2 separate regions of the Mus musculus genome follow, and region 2 is linked to region 1. The links are chromatin loops, found by intact Hi-C in ENCODE. Cell type or tissue: left cerebral cortex. All regions are shown on one strand. Links, peaks and the distances in the headings refer to the core of each region. The heading gives the core; the rest is flanking DNA. Region 1 overlaps Rap1gap2 (RAP1 GTPase activating protein 2). Region 2 overlaps Gm50590 (a long non-coding RNA gene).

Evidence for each region. Hi-C counts contacts between places; a loop is a spot of excess contacts. Peaks named below come from ENCODE experiments on the same cell type or tissue, not always from the same donor. Only the 100,000 strongest peaks of a DNase experiment are listed, where the experiment ranks them.
Region 2: it touches region 1 in a loop (2.2-fold over the local background); 2 of 42 quality-filtered maps call a loop at or near these places.

The regions. Positions count from the first base shown.
Region 1 is chr11:74,552,874-74,558,253 of GRCm38, reverse strand. All of the region lies in intron 2 of Rap1gap2 (RAP1 GTPase activating protein 2), which reads left to right. Among named protein-coding and RNA genes, the nearest start is that of Rap1gap2, 35 kb to the left of the region's middle. In left cerebral cortex, for the core only: no CTCF peak of the experiment used is centred there; DNase peaks (open chromatin) are centred at 974, 2,002, 3,186, 3,392 and 1 more place; H3K4me3 peaks cover 307 bases; H3K27ac peaks cover 3,680 bases.
Region 2 is chr11:74,613,296-74,618,675 of GRCm38, reverse strand. It overlaps Gm50590 (a long non-coding RNA gene), which reads left to right. Exons shown (of 3, transcript XR_001780261.2): 3 at 1,163-2,041. Among named protein-coding and RNA genes, the nearest start is that of Ccdc92b, 3.6 kb to the left of the region's middle. In left cerebral cortex, for the core only: a CTCF peak has its summit at 2,922; a DNase peak (open chromatin) is centred at 5,012.

The sequences.
Region 1 (5,380 bases), core at 321-5,320:
ATTGCATAACCAGTCATAACCCTCCTCCACAACGAAGCCAATCCCCCTTTCTCCTGAGAGCTCTCCAAGTGCCCAGAAGGCTCGCTCCTTTGACTTGTCTCTCCTCTCCTGGGTGACCAGCCTGGACCCTTCTCTGTGTAGGCTTTCTCAGTGCCTGTACTGCATTTTGTTGGAAGCTTTCTCGGCAGCCTGTATCAGCCCCACAGATACGAGGCATGATTTTGGTAAGCTGCCCAGGCTGGCCTTGAAGTTGCGACCCCCTTGCTGCAGCCTCTGGCGTGCCCAGACTGGTCTTGTTAATCTCACTGCTACCTTGCTGGAGGTCTGGAGTTTGGGCAAAGTCAGGACAAGTAACTTCTGAGCTAAGAAAGAGCATGGGCAGGCTTTGGGTTTACCTGTGGCTGACCTTGGCCTTGATGTGCTAAGCCCTAGCCTCTGCTTTTGCTTCTGCAGCTGATTCCCCAACCCTTTCCCCTTTCCAGTTCTTGTCCCCTCAGTGACTGCCTGATCATTTCCGGCTCTGTTCCCAGGCTGGCTCCTTCCCAATTAACCTTTCTCTTTTTCATATCCAGTGCTTCCTCCCTCTCCGGGCTGAGAAGCCTCTGACTCATGTAGGGCTGGTCCTCCTGTCTCCTAATTCAGGCCCATTATCTCCTGCCCAGACAGTGATGGCAGCCGGGAAGTTAATCTCCTCCCCCCTGTCTCTGCCAGCGTGATCAAGTCCTCAACTCAAAAGCCACTGAACTGTCCTGGTCTGGGGAGTCAGATGCAGGTATGCAGACTCCTTTAGCGCTTGTCTCCAGGAGCTGTTGTGGGGTCGACCCCCATCTCTGGTAGGGGTGAGGTTGGTAGTCATGGTCCTGTGGAGCTTGCTGGGCCTTCTCTTTGTGGAATGCTCATCAACTGTCTTAGGTTCACCGCCAGTAGTAAGATCCTTGCTTGCTTTCCACAAGGTAGTGACCTCCAACTGTCTGTGCATCTGGAGATTGTCATCTGGTGACTGAAAATTCTAATCACCAGCCAGGCGTGGTGGGCGCTACAAGCCTGTCCTCCCAGCTCTCAGAGGCTGAAGCAGGAGGATCTGAGTTCAAGGCCAGCTTGGATTACAAAGAAAGGCCTAGTTTCTGGGAAACAAACAGACAATAAACAATAAAGTCAATGTCAATGAAATCAGAGGCTTCTGGAGGAACCTGGCACCTGCACCTTCTCAGGACTCATGAATGACATTTGTAGGCAGTGAAGTTTGAGAACCCCTCTCTCCAGGGACTGACAAGCATGATGGTGGCCCATGGGTCAGGTGGGGGCTCCAGGTGGGTCTGTCACACTAATCCAGGGCTCCACTCTTCACAGTGGTCTGGATGGTCCCTGGGGGTGGGGTGGGGTACGGGGGCGGTGTCTGTCCTGGTCCCTGTAGGATGTCTAACAAAATCTCCGGATCTCTACCCACCTATTGCCAATACCACACACCTTCTAGCTGTGGCAAGGAAAACCATCTCCAGGTTTAACTGAACTTTTGAGGTCATAGCCTCCCTACCATCCATAAGCATGTGTGCAGAACAGGGTCTACCAACCAGTGGGTTACTTTGTAGATTTCGGAGGCAGGCAGTCTGGGTTTAAATCCTGTCTCCACCTGCTGGATGACCTGAAGCAATTTAGTAATCTCAGGTTCAAATCTCACCTCTGTCAGTTTCTGGATTTGCTTTCTTGCAAATATGCCTCCACCCTTCCTTTCCTGATTTAGCTTCCTTCACTCCTGGTGTACACAGCCACTGCTTCCTCAGCCTCCCGGAGCAGAGAGAGTTTCTCTGGTCAGGGGCACAGTGAATGCTGTCTCTATATGGCTTCTGTCTGCTCTTATTCCCCGAGGTCAGAGCCAGCAGGAGCTTTCTGCAGTGTTTGTTGCCCTGGCCAGGTGGCTTGCCTCCCTGCCTCTGGCTGATCTGTGAATAGGCAGGCTACCCACTGTGTGAGCCTCCGCCCCACACCCAACTCATTCTGAGAGGGTGGAGTGGGCGGAAATCCGCGCCTGGCAGGCCACAAAGCCACATAACTGACTTGCGGGGCCCTGCCCTTGGGGAGGAGGATGCTGACAGCAGCTGGCTTGGCCTGGGTGCTTGGCTGCCTTTAGATGCCTGTGGTAGACAGGAGCTGCGGCTGCAGGAGGAGTTTCACAGGCCTGTTAGTTACTGAGCTCAGGAGCTGGATTCAGGAGGTACAGCCCCACCTCCATTCTGCTATGACCAGTGTAGGTTGAATCAGTGGCTGGTTACTCTGCTGGCCAGGCAGATCAGTCCAGGGGCTGGGTTAAAAGGCAGCTCCTTGGGCCCCATCTGAGGGACTCCTCTTTATCACCCTTGGGTGGGGCTCAAGAAGCCTTGGTGTTTGTTACCACGGCAGGACGTGGTCCTTGAGGTGAGGTAGGCCACAGCTGCTTGGGATCTAGTTTGTTTAAAGGGCTTTCACCTTTGGGTCTGGGGAAGATGACTCAGGGGTTAAGAGCACCGGATACTCTGGCAAAGGACCAGGGTTCAATTCCCAGCATCTACATGGCAGTTTACAACCCTCTGTAACTCCAGTTCCAGGAGATCTAGTGTCCTTTCCTGGCCTCTCCAGGTTTCAGGTATGCATGTGGTACACAGACATACATGCAGGCAAACACTAATATACATAAAGTAAAAATACATTTTTTTTGTTTGTTTTTTTTTCTCTTTTGAGGGTTTCTCTCTGTAGCCCTGGCTGTCCTGGAACTCACCCTGTAAACCAGGCTGGCCTCGAACTCATAGTGCTCTGCATGCCTCTGCCTTCCAAGTGCTGGGATTAAAGGGTACACCTTGGCTAAAATAAGCAAATACATATATATATTTTAAGCTCTGTTCCCACAGTGCAGATCCAGTGGTCAGGTTCACATGCTCTGGGTGTACTTAGGGAAACCACACAACCTTCCTGTGCTCCAGTTTCCTTACCAGTGAATATTAATAGTGCTACACACGGTGCTGCTGTGAGCTTTGAGCGTGATAGCTCAGGAGAAGCGTGGAGCACGGTGTCTAATCATAGTGCTTCTGGTGGTGTACAATAGTCCTGGGCTGTGTGATCGCATACAGAACCGCACGACATGCCCACAGGACTGTAAACACCCCCACGGACCCACCAGAGCAAGCTGGATTGATGTGCGCATCCACTCACGTCTACCCGATGACGACAGAGGTCACTAGACAGACAGGAGGCGCTGGGGGTAGACGAGTGTGTGTGTGTCTGTGTGTGTGTGTGTGTGTGTGTGTGTGTGTGTGTGTGTACACAAAGCCCTGAGGACTGGGCCTTTCTCTTACATGCTGGTATTATTCCCAGAGTAGCAGCACCTGGGCTGAGCTCTAGGAGCCCAAGGTGCCCCTTGTTTCCATAGCAACCACTGTGTGGCAAACAGGAGAATGAGGGGGAGGGAAGATGGAAAGCCTGCGCTGCAGGCTTCCAGGGCCTTCCTGCCTTCTGAGCTGGCTTCCTTGTCTCCTCTAAACTCAGGACTTCCCCTTCCTTCTCTCCTCCCTCCCTCCCTGCCTTAGGTAGTGCTGTGCTAGGCATCTGGATACTTGAGGCCCAAAACGGATGGACCATTGCTAACAGTTCTGATGTGGATCTGGAACTTAAACCTGGCCTCGTGCATGCCAGGCAGGTGCTCCAGGGCTGAGCGACACCCTCAGCTGACAGCTATCATTTTAATCTAACATTCACCAACTCTTTTCATTTTAATATAATATATATAATAGAAAAAGTTTCCTCCCTCCCTTTCTCCTTCCCTCCCTTCCTTCCTTCTTCCCTCCCTCTCTGACTCCCTCTCTCTCTTCTCCCTTCTGACAGAGTCTCACCTAGCCCAGTCTGACCTTAAACTCATTATGTAGCTAAGAAAAACCTTGAACTTCTAACCCTCTTCTTGCCTCCACGTCCCAAATGCTGGGATTACAGGCTTACGCCACCATGCATGGTTTATGCAGAGTGGGTGTCCATGCTAGGAGCTACATTTCCAAAACATACCTTGTTAGCCCCTTAGGTGCATCGCTCAGTGGTATTAGGCGCTCGAGCCTTGCTGTGCATCAGTGTGCACTTTATTATCGTAAATGGATCTCTGCACCCACTCCATAATAGCTCTTCATTCCCTATCATCTTCTTTCCCATGGCCACTTACTATAGAGGCTTCCAGATCCATTGGTGTTGCAGCATATGTCAGAATTTATTTTGTGTGTGTATGTATGGTATGTTCCTGTGTGTATGGGGACCAGGGTAGTATAGACGTCTGTGTCTCTGTGTGTATGGGGCCAGGGTGGTATAGATGTATGTGTTCCCCTGTGTATGGAGGCCAGGGTAGTATAGATGAATATGTTCCTGTGTGTGTGGAGGCCAGGGGTAGTAAGAATGTATATGTTCCCATGTGTATGGAGACCAGGGGTTGATGTTTGGTGTCTTTCTCAGCTGCTCTCCACTCGACTACTCTCCAGCTCATTTATTCCTTTTGTTCCCCTTAGTTTTGAGACACTCTCTTATTGGCTTGCCACTTCTGCTAGATTGTTTAGTCAGCGAACCACAGGGACCTCTGTCTGTGGCTCCTCAGGACTGGGATTACAGGTGTGCACTCCAGTCACACACACACACACACACACACACATATCACATGGATGGGGATTGAACCCAAGTCCTCATGCTTGTTTGGCAAGCACTTTATAGACTGGGCCATCTCTTCAGTTTCATACGATTAGAAGTAATCTGTGGGTTTTGTGTATGTAATTGACCTTTCTGGGTTTCATATCCAGATTCAACCTACCTTGGATTGAAAATACACATAGTTTTGGACAGAGCCTCACCATGTAGTCCTTGCTGGCCTGGGTCTTGCTCTGTAGATCCGGCTAGCCTAGGATTCATAGAGATCCACCTGCTCCTGTCTTTTGAGTGCTGGGCTTAAAGACATACACCATCATGCCCAGCAATACATATGTTTCAAACCGTACCTGCATTGCACAGGTGCAGGCCCCTTTGCTTGCTCTTATTCCTGGGATGACACAGGGTAACTTTTGCTTACACAGTGTTGCAGAGTGTTAGACATCATAAGTAATCCAGAGAAGATGGGCTTCATACAGGAGGATGTGTGGACTCCATGTGGGTACCAGTCCATTCTGGATAAGAGACTTCAGCATCTTTGGATCCTGACATCTGTTGGAGTTGATCCTGTCCTTTGAGACTACTATTAAAAACTCACACATGTGCCATCCTTACAGATGCATACCTTTAATCTCAGTACTCTGTAGGCAGAGGCAGATGGATCTCCATGAGTTCGAGGCCAGCCTGCTCTACTAGTGAGTTCCGAGACAGCCAGAGCTACATAGTAGAGATGCCC
Region 2 (5,380 bases), core at 220-5,219, 61 kb before region 1:
TTATCATGCTGAAGGGAGAGGTGGTCTTTAAGGACTCAGACCTAAAGTTTGGTCTGGAATACCTCACTCCATTACAAGCCAAATATTTACTTTCTTGTTGAGCCAAATTTCTACAAGGCCTTAATTTTGCTTTTAAACAAGGCGTTACTATGTGTGTAGCTAGCCGGGCGTGGTGGCGCACGCCTTTAATCCCAGCACTCGGGAGGCAGAGGCAGGCGGATTTCTGAGTTCAAGGCCAGCCTGGTCTACAGAGTGAGTTCCAGGACAGCCAGGGCTATACAGAGAAACCCTGTCTCGAAAAACCAAAAAAAACAAACAAACAAAAAAAAAACTATGTGTGTAGCTCTTGCTGGCCTGGAACTCTATTGCTTCATAGACCAGGCTGGCCTTGAATTCACAGAGATCCTCATGCCTGTTTCCTGAGTTCTGAGTATAAGGGTGTGCATTACCATCTCAAGATTATTTTCTCTTCTTCCTTCCTCTTCCTCTTCTTCTTTTAAATAAGGTGTCACTTAGTCCTAACTGGCCTTGAACTCATTTTGTAGCCTGGGCTGACCTTAAGCTCCAGATCCTCCTGTTTTAGCCTCCTGAGTGCTGGCATTACATGCATACACCACCACACTCAGCTCTCTTGTAAATCTCTTAGGCTTAAGTGGACTTGGGTGTCAATGAATAAAAACTTTAGCTTCTCATGGCAGAATTGAAAGTCTTAGCTGTTTTGACTGGCACTTTGTATTTAATAGGTGCTTGTGTTTTGTTCGAACCTCACATGATCTGTAGTTTGTAGCTCTGCTCTAGGCTGGTTTTCAGCATGCGTAAGTAATTTCTGGTTGGGAAGGCCAGTGGGTCCTGTTCTCAATTCCTTCCTGCCCTTACAGGACAGCATTCCTAAGCTGTGAGGGTCTCCTGTGGGGATACAGATTATGATAAACTAACTAATGCACTCAATTGTATGAGGTATCAGAACTTTAAAAAATGTTTTCCGTCTCCAAAAGACATGGTATGAAAGAATCTGAAACTCTGATATTAGCTATACTACCTCTAGCAGCTGAATAATTCTAGAAAATTCTAGAAAACTCTTAGCTTCTCTGAGCTCCCCCTTCTTCTCTTCCTTTTCCTCCTGTTCTTTTTGCTTGTTCATTTTGTTTTGTTTTTGAGACAGAGTCTGACCCAGAAGCTAAATTGTTCTTGAACTTGTGGTAATCTCGACTCAACTCTGGATTGCTGGAATTATAGGCATAAGCCACTGTACCCCCGAACCCTTAGAATCACACTTCTTCAATAAGCTGGGAAGGACAACATCTATCAACAGGATTCTCAAGCCAGGCGGTGGTGGCGTACACCTTTAATCCCAGCACTTGGGAGCCAGAGGCAGGTGAATTTCTGAGTTCGAGGCCAGCCTGGTCTACAGAGTGAGTTCCAGGATAGCCAGGGCTACACAGAGAAACCCTGTCTCCAAAATAAAAAACAAAACAAAACAACCCCCCCCCCCAATCTCAAAAAGTATCTCAAGGGATGGCTGGAGAAATGTCTCAGTGGTTAGGAGCACAGGCTGCTTTTCCAGAGGACCCTGGTTTAGCACCCACATGGCAGTTTACAATCATCTGTAACTCCAACTCCAGGGGATCTGATGCCTTCCTCTGGTATCCCCAGGCACCAGACATGCACATAGTGCGTAGACATTTGTACAGGTAAAACACGTATATGCTTAAAATAAAAATAAAAATATAAGGGGCTGGAAAATGGCTCAATGGTAAAGAGCACTGGCTGCTCATCCAGAGGTCCCAGGTTCAGTTCCCAGCACTTACACGGCAGCTCACAGCCATCTGTAACTCCAGTTTTAAGGAAACTGACACCCTCTTTTGGATATCACGGGCACCAGGCATGCAAGTGATACACAGACAGACAGACAGACAGACACTCTTGGGCAAAACACCTATACACATAAAATGAAATAAAAAACAGAAATTTCAAAATGTTGTGAGGTGAAGTTCAAATGTAGTGTGTGTGTGTGTGTGTGTGTGTGAGAGAGAGAGAGAGAGAGAGAGAGAGAGAATGAGAGAGAGAGAGAGATATGTGGAAAGGATTGCTATGACCAACTCCCAGATGTTCTCCTTGCCCTGGATAAAGATGAGTCCTGGGACTCTGGCTTTTAGCAGCTAAAGCAAACAGCCATAGGGACTTGTTTGAGTGGTAACCCTATTCCATCCAGGCTGCAACCATGAGACAAAATGTGTTGCTTACAGAGTCCTTGCATCTAACCAGGTTCAACCAGGACCCACTGGATATGAGAGTCCTCTACAGCTGCCCTATAGAAACTCACAACACATTTGCCTGCAAAGTCCTAAATAACATATAAGAGCACCCAAGCAATGAACAGCCCATCAAAGAAACTGAAGTCAGGAGCAGGAGACCACCATGAAAGAGCCAGGACCTGGGCTCTAGGGCTGGGTTTCTTAGAGCCGTTTCCTTGGAGGAGCTGTAGAACCCATCAGCTGCTACACAGTAATAGGAGCAAAGCTGTGTGCACAGCAGGGTGAGGTTGGAGGAGGCCTAGAGACATCGAGGAGGTCATTCTGCGATGACTGTGCCCACAGCAACAGTGACAACAATGAACATTTACAGAGCAATATGTGTGTGCCAGAGAATCTGTTAAATACTTAAAAATTTCCTGCTTTTGAAGTTAAGTTCATAGCAAAGTGAAAGAAAAAGCACACAGAAGTGTATAAGCCACCTTAGAATAGAAAGTATTCTGAGCGAGGCACTTTATCTATGCAGGTTCCTCTAAACTTTGGAAGATTCCTATGGCAAAGGCAATTCCTATCTGCAGATGGAGAAAAGGAATCTGAAAGGAGATTACCCAAAACATCACATTGGGGAAACAGCAGAGCCTGGGTTACAGCCCTAGTCCACCTAGTGGTAAGAAAGCTTAACCTGCAGCAGCAGCATCGGGCCTCCCGGAGATATGAACCCGGCTGTGGTTGAAAGCACCATAGTGGTGATGGGCAAAGTGTGCAAGGACTTGAATGCCTTCAGCTCTAACTTTCTTGAGTCTCTGATCCATCCTGGCCCACCACTAGCTCGTCAAGAGGAGATGGCAGTAGTGGTGGTGATCATGATGGTGATGATGGTGGTGATGGTGGAGACTGTGATGATGACAATGATAATGATGGTGATGATAATGATGGAGATATGTGTTCTAGATCAGAGTTGAGTCTCAGACTCATCCCTTTGACTTCAACCCTGTCCATGAACTCCTCCATTCAGGGCAGGTGGATCAGGAGCTTCCACCGTACCTTTTCCCATTCTTACACATGCATATCATTTTTCTATGTTTTTTATTCACCTCCCACCCCACAACCTGGTGTTCACTTGACTGAGCTCTATTTAAAGAATCCCACGGTGTCCACCTGCCTATGCCTGGAATCACTCAATTTTAGGTCAGTATCTTTGCTCTTGGACAACTGATTCCCAAATTCTTGGTGCTCTAGTATAAACATGGTCTTCTTTCTTTCTTTTCCCAATTTTCACTAGCTTCATTACACATAATGTATCTCTTCCCTTAGGTATACCACTTCTTACTTCCATTTTTTTTAATGTCTTTTGAGATGGAGGTTTCTCTATGCAGCACTGGCTTGCCTGCCCACCTCTGCCTCCTCAGTGCTGTGATGAAAAGGTATAGCTACTAATTCTACCCTGACAGATTAAAAGGCACAGCAACAAAAATAAAGCTACTAGAGTATTACTTTTGTGTATTGTCAAGTTTCGCCTTTCTTTTCTTTTTTTGGGGTGCTGGGGACCAGCCCTAGGGCCTTGGGCATGCAAAGCAAACACTCTACCATTGAGCTGCACATGTGACCCCTCTTCTAGGGTTTTCATGAACATGATGGTTTACATAATTTTCATAGTACGACATTTTCAAGTTTTACTATGACTTTTGTTTATGCATCTATACTATTGTGGAAGCATTCCCTTCAGAAGGGAGGCTTATAATATGGAAGAAGCTAAAGAAATTTAAGAGTTCCTGGAAGTTCCTGAAACTTACAAGATTCACAAAACCTCTCCTTAAGGTTGTTGAAGCAGTAACAATTGCCTCGGCAAGAAAACTCTCCCATTAGCCAAGCTGTTTGCAAGTGGTGCAGGGCATTTCAGGTGAGTTTTCATAAGTTGTGACCCACGCACCTGTAAGTAACTCCTCCCTTATGGTCACCTAAAGAGCCCTGGGACATTCATTGGTTCACTAAGCTAGACTTAGGTGGGATTACTTCTTTGGTCTGTTGGTGTCCTCTCTAGGGTGAGGAGAATTTTTTTTTTTTTTAAATACCTTCACTGGAGAAGTCTTGCAATCCTGCAACCTCTTCATGACAACTGTTACACACTTATGCATGAGGGGGCATAAATGTGTGAGGAGTGGGAGAGTGTGCTTGTTTGAGGAGCACATGTGGAGACCAGAAGTTGTCAGGATGCTTCCCTTAGTCTTCTCTCCACCTTGTAGTTTTCTTAAGAGATTTACCTATTTATTTATTTATTTATTTATTTATTTAACTAATGCATATGAGTGCTCTATCTGCATGTATACTTGTATGTGAGAAAAGGGCATCAGATCCCATTACAGATGGTTGTGAATCACCATGTGGTTGCTGGGATTTGAACTCAGGATGTCTGGAAGAGCAGCTAGCAATGCTAATCACTGAGCCATCTCTTCTTCAGGACTCCACCTTGTCTTTTTGAGGAAAAGTCTTTTCATTGAACCTGGAGCTCATTTTTTGCTGTTTTTTTGTTTGGTTGTTTGGTTTTTTTTTTGTACATCTTTAACAAAGAATATAGGGTTTGCTGTAATTTCACCATCCAGGTAACAGGTGTGATTGTGTACATATTGTAGATAATTATTTTGCGTGCCTGTTTCTTTGTATTCCTGTGTGCACATGTGCATTGGGTGGAGGAAGCTGGGTGTTTTCCATTCTATCCCTTTCTGCCTGACTCCCCTGAGGGAGGGCTCCTACACAATCTGCAGCTGAGTTGGCAGCCAGCAAGTCACAGCCTCCATCCCGACTCTGCACCCTATCCCAAGCATCGGGTTACAGGTGCGTGCAGCCACACCCAGCTTTGTAAGTGGATTCTGAAAATTTGAACTCAGGTCCTCATGCTCCCAGGCTAGGACATCTTAGAGTAGGATGTACTCATAATTAAAACTATAATTCCCCTTCCCCCATCTTTAATGTTTGTCCCTCCTGCCTTCTTTTTAACTCTGGGTTTCTGGCATTCCAGGCTAGCCTCCAACTCACCACGTAGCTGAGAATAATCTTGAGTTTCTGATCACCCTGCCCCCCACTTCCCAGATGCTGGGATTACATGCATGAGCCACGAGGCCTTGTTTTAT